Linked DNA regions of Homo sapiens: region 1 is linked to region 2. A link is an interaction called in ENCODE POLR2A ChIA-PET data of the cell type or tissue named here. Cell type or tissue: PC-9. All regions are shown on one strand. Links, peaks and the distances in the headings refer to the core of each region. The heading gives the core; the rest is flanking DNA. Region 1 overlaps CCN1 (cellular communication network factor 1). Region 2 overlaps COL24A1 (collagen type XXIV alpha 1 chain).

Evidence for each region. Peaks named below come from ENCODE experiments on the same cell type or tissue, not always from the same donor. Only the 100,000 strongest peaks of a DNase experiment are listed, where the experiment ranks them.
Region 1: POLR2A ChIA-PET joins it to region 2 with 5 read pairs; 2 of 35 experiments call an interaction of 5 or more read pairs at or near these places.

What each region holds. Positions count from the first base shown.
Region 1 is chr1:85,582,776-85,585,702 of GRCh38, forward strand. CCN1 (cellular communication network factor 1) reads left to right here. Exons shown (of 5, transcript NM_001554.5): 5 at 1-1,175. The coding sequence ends at 267. Among named protein-coding and RNA genes, the nearest start is that of CCN1, 3.5 kb to the left of the region's middle. In PC-9, for the core only: no CTCF peak of the experiment used is centred there; DNase peaks (open chromatin) are centred at 386 and 1,596; H3K4me3 peaks cover 1,080 bases; H3K27ac peaks cover 1,973 bases.
Region 2 is chr1:86,001,297-86,004,223 of GRCh38, forward strand. The region is part of intron 19 of COL24A1 (collagen type XXIV alpha 1 chain); the gene reads right to left. Among named protein-coding and RNA genes, the nearest start is that of COL24A1, 150 kb to the right of the region's middle. In PC-9, for the core only: no CTCF peak of the experiment used is centred there; no DNase peak of the experiment used is centred there.

The DNA of each region.
Region 1 (2,927 bases), core at 311-2,810, 420 kb before region 2:
GAACCAGTCAGGTTTACTTACGCTGGATGTTTGAGTGTGAAGAAATACCGGCCCAAGTACTGCGGTTCCTGCGTGGACGGCCGATGCTGCACGCCCCAGCTGACCAGGACTGTGAAGATGCGGTTCCGCTGCGAAGATGGGGAGACATTTTCCAAGAACGTCATGATGATCCAGTCCTGCAAATGCAACTACAACTGCCCGCATGCCAATGAAGCAGCGTTTCCCTTCTACAGGCTGTTCAATGACATTCACAAATTTAGGGACTAAATGCTACCTGGGTTTCCAGGGCACACCTAGACAAACAAGGGAGAAGAGTGTCAGAATCAGAATCATGGAGAAAATGGGCGGGGGTGGTGTGGGTGATGGGACTCATTGTAGAAAGGAAGCCTTGCTCATTCTTGAGGAGCATTAAGGTATTTCGAAACTGCCAAGGGTGCTGGTGCGGATGGACACTAATGCAGCCACGATTGGAGAATACTTTGCTTCATAGTATTGGAGCACATGTTACTGCTTCATTTTGGAGCTTGTGGAGTTGATGACTTTCTGTTTTCTGTTTGTAAATTATTTGCTAAGCATATTTTCTCTAGGCTTTTTTCCTTTTGGGGTTCTACAGTCGTAAAAGAGATAATAAGATTAGTTGGACAGTTTAAAGCTTTTATTCGTCCTTTGACAAAAGTAAATGGGAGGGCATTCCATCCCTTCCTGAAGGGGGACACTCCATGAGTGTCTGTGAGAGGCAGCTATCTGCACTCTAAACTGCAAACAGAAATCAGGTGTTTTAAGACTGAATGTTTTATTTATCAAAATGTAGCTTTTGGGGAGGGAGGGGAAATGTAATACTGGAATAATTTGTAAATGATTTTAATTTTATATTCAGTGAAAAGATTTTATTTATGGAATTAACCATTTAATAAAGAAATATTTACCTAATATCTGAGTGTATGCCATTCGGTATTTTTAGAGGTGCTCCAAAGTCATTAGGAACAACCTAGCTCACGTACTCAATTATTCAAACAGGACTTATTGGGATACAGCAGTGAATTAAGCTATTAAAATAAGATAATGATTGCTTTTATACCTTCAGTAGAGAAAAGTCTTTGCATATAAAGTAATGTTTAAAAAACATGTATTGAACACGACATTGTATGAAGCACAATAAAGATTCTGAAGCTAAATTTGTGATTTAAGAAAACAGCGCTTCATGTTCATCAGAATATAAAGCCTAAGGGTCTCCATCACTCTGTGAGATGGCTATAATAATTTATTATTTTAATCACCAGGTTAGTGGGCATGCCACTTTAGTAGAGTAGAGAAACCCTTTAATGAAAAGGGGTAGTCCATAACTCAGGCTGCCCACATCCAGACCCATGGGCAAGATTGAATATAATTAATGTATTCTAAAGACTTGCTTGTTTATAACTTTATATTTTCCCAATACCGTTCCTAAAAATTAGAACTACTTAGAAATTTACCCTTGGCTGTTATGAGGAAAAATCTGAGTCTATAGGAGTCAGTTTGTTTTCACTAAATGAGCTTGAAGCATGACTTGTGTTAATCCTAATAAGCCGGTGATTAGGTAAACATGCTGTTAAATGCAAAGGAATGCAAGGAATTTCAACTACTTTTCCAATAGCGTGAGGGCCAAGCTACCCCATCCCCCTTTCCTTTTTATAATATACGTTATATTGATGGGGGAGGGAGCAGTTATATAGAGTTGGCTATTCAGAAGGTCAAAGGTCCAGAGCATTCCTAAAAGAAAGGGACCCAAATCATAGGTCTAGGAGAGGTTGAGAAGGCTGTGTCAATGTTTGTGAAAATGTCAGTAGTCTGTTTCAGAAGCATCTTCATCTTTAGAAAGCGCTGACAATAAACCTTTTATAGGGAGAAGTTTTCCTTTCATCATCACTGTTGGCTCCTGTTCAAATCCATAGTGAAATATTTCAGTCCGCACTTAGTTAAGAGAGTACTTGAGTTTTTAGGCAGAAGAGAAAGTGCTTTTAAAAGGAATGGAGGAGGACAGCTCCTGGGATCCTGAAGGGATTTTTCCAAGTAGATTAAATAAGATCCATACTTTAATGAAGACCCACAGAAAAATACTGCCTAAGAAATGGTTTTAAAGCCTTATGGAAATGCATAGAGGTTAATATAAATGCACTAGTAAAATCTATGGCCAAAAGCCTTCACTTCTGATTTTGACTTGCCTGAAATATTACAGCTTGTGCCTTCTGAATAGTCAGGTTTCTTGCCTGAGACATTCAAATGTTAAGGTATTTGAGAATTTAAACATCAGCTGGCCCAGTCGTGGATGCAGTTAAACTTGTCAGTGCAATGTAACGTGTGAAACATAATAAAGGTGTGAGGCTTTTGTGGTGCAATCTTGTTGAACAGACATCTAAATCCATAGGCAAGATTTACACATTCCCAAGCATCAACCCTGAAGTATTGCTCTCCAACACTGGAGTCCAACAAATTGCTTCTTATGCAGAGATCAAGGAGCAATATTTTACAGATCCTTTCAGTGTGCAGGGAAGTAGTATTTGTCCAAATAAGCTCAAATGTGAAACAGAACCTAGTATGGGAAAACACTGAATCTTTGGGTTATTAATTTCATCCTAGTAAATATAATGAGGGTGATTGAAAGTGCCAATTCCATTTACAATAAGTGTGTTCAATTAATAAAGAAGATGAATACAAGCAAATTATGTCTTTTGTTTAGCTATAGAAAAACCTGAAGAAATTAAAAGTAGTGGAGAATAAAATTATGATATTTAGAACACGTAAGTTTTACCTACATCCAGAATGGAGCTCTGCCCACTTTAAATATTGAGAAAACAAACCAAAAATTATGCATCTGCATATATGAAATAGAAGTTACATATAGAAATATTCATTATAATATATATGTACCTTCCCATGCACAGTAAAGA
Region 2 (2,927 bases), core at 207-2,706:
AGCATTTACAACAAAAACTTCAGAGTACTTTGCTTTCACCAACTCTTATGAAGATTTGAGTTTCCTAACTAGAAGTCACTAGCAAGAAATGGTGGCCAGTCCTGTCCTGCCTTTTTAGTTGAGTAGATGACCATTTGCATGGTATGGTTAAGTTGAGAGGTATGAAAGTTTCTAGTCATCCATAAGTTTTTCCCTGCTCACTAAATGACACCCTAAATTCTTTGATTAATGACATTTTGCATTAGTTTCAGGTTTCTGTTCATTGCTGAAATGTAAATATCCTTGAAAGAGGAATACATTGCAGTTAGCTCATAATCATTTACTGCTGGGACTGAAATATATTTATCAGGTCTTTCCATGAAAACAGGCTTTGATGGGAAGGGCAAATTATAGGGGAAAAAAAAGAGCACACCGATTGTTTGAGATGGAAAAGAACTCATGCCCAAGGGAGGAAATATATATACACACACACACAAAGGAGAGACTAAGAGCCTCAGGAAAAAAAGTTCTTCAACAATTTACAACTTTCTCTGAGGACTGCACTGATTCTAGACTTTCAAGGGATGACCTGATTTTTAAGTTTTAATTTTATCAAACCTAATCAAACCTGATGTCTGGGAAAAAAGACAGACAGAGACAGTAGAGGCTTTGACACGGAATGATAATTGAATATTGACTTCTTGACTATAAGCTCCTGAAGTCAGGACCTAATCTTATTCACCTCTGCACTTTTTTTCTTAGTAATTGACATATATAATAGATATCCCCAAAGATCTGTTGAAAATGAATAATAAGAATTGGATTGTCTAAAGAGGAGCATAAAAGGCAGAGATATTCCCATAGGTGGATCTTTGGGTTCTGATGATCAGCCAATCACTTACATCTCTATGACTGTCAGTCACATTGTGTGTGGGGGGATGTCATAGATTAGTGCCACCATTAAAAACCTAAAAGATTTAGGGGTGGTGGTCCCTATTACAGCATCGCTGAATTCACCAGGCGCACCCCTGCGGAGATCGCATAGATTCTGGAGGGTGACTGTAGACTACCACAGCCCCAGTTACAGCTGCTTTGTCAGATGTAGTATCATTGCTAGAGAAGATTACTAAGTCTTCCCATAAATGGTATATAGTCACCAATTAAGCAAATGTAACTTTTTCCTTTAAAATTAAAAAAGATAATAAAAAACTAGTTTGCATTCATGTAGGATGGACAATAGTCACTTACAGTTTTCCTGTGTTCTCCTGCCTCTGTCATATGATACAGGTTCAGTCTGAAGAGATCTGAACCTTCAGTGAATACCACAGAACATCACCCCAATCCACTACATACGTGATGTCATGCTGATTGAACAAGATGAGCAAGAGATGGCTAGTACAATAGAGAATTTGGCAAGACACATGCACTCAAGATGGTAGGATATACACCCTTCAAAGATTCATAAGCTGGCCAATTTTCTGAAGATTTAGGATCCCAGTGGTTAGGGATATACTTGAATAGCCCCTCTAAGGCAAGAGCAAATTGAGAGTCTTACATACTCCACCACAAAAAAAGGAAAGGCACACCTTTTGGGGTCTAAGGAGCAAACCATTCTATACCTAGGAATACTACTCTAGCCCATATACCAGGTGACACTGTAGGCTGCTAGCTTTGAGCAGCACCCAAAACAGGAAAGGGCAACATCATAAGTCTAGGACATGGTACAATCAGTCCCGCCACTTGCATATTTAATCCAGAAGACCCTTTAGTATTGGAGGTATTATGGTGGGAGAAGATGCAGTATGGAGCCTATGGCAGTTTGCAGTGAGAGAAACAAATGCTGCCTCTGGAATTCTGGAGTAAGGCCATGTCATCTGAAGCAGAAAATACTATGCTTTTTGAGAAACAGTTTTTGGTGTTACTGGAACCTGGTAAAGGAAGGACACTTGACTATGGGACATTAAGTAACCACACACTTAGAACTTGCCATTATGTCCTGGGTTCTGTCAGGCTGCCAAGACATAAATTCAGATGGGCACTAGCAGCAATCCATTATACTGGAGAAATGTTATATACAGAATTGAACCCAAGTGGGACCGGGGGAACAAGTAAGCTGCATTAATAGGTAGCCCAAACCCCAATGTCACCTTCACACTCACTGCAGTTACCTTCTCCTAGCTTATAACTACAGGAATATGTGTTAGGGTGAGAAAATAGCTCCCATATGACTAGCTGGAGGAGGAGAAAAAGCTTCAGCTTGATTTATGGTTGGGTCAGCTTGGTAGGCAGTTCTAGCTGAAAATGGATAGCAACAGCAAAAAAGGTACACTTATGCATACTCTGAATAACAACAGAGAAGAAAAAAGTCATCCTAAGGGGTAGATCTGTGAGCAGTGTACCAGCTCATCATCTTTTGTGTGGCAAGAGAAGTGACCTGAAGTGAGGATATATAGATTCCTCGGCAGTAATCAATGGCATGGCTATCTGGTCAGGGGCCTGGGAGGAAAAAAAAATAGAGGAAGAGAGATCTGAGACAGAGTCACATGACTAGACACATGGGATTAGGCAAAGAGTATAAAGAGTTCGCCCTCACACATTAATGCCCACCAGGAAGCATATACCATGAAGGAGGTTATAAAAAACCAAGTAGACAAAATGACTTGGCCAGTTGACATTAGCCAGCCTTCATCTTTGGTCACTCCCAGATTGGCATGAGTATCAAATGAATGGAGAAGACATGGTAGTAGAGACAGAAGTTATGTATGAGCCCAACAGCATGTACTATCACTTACCAAGGATGTTCCAGCTTCTGCTGCCTCTGAAAGTTCCATTTGTCAGCAAAAAAAGACCAACAAAGTCCACATTATGTCACCATTCCACGAAGAAGGCAACCAGCTACTCGGTGGCAAATTTCTTACATTGGGCACCTTCCAACCTGGAAGTATCAG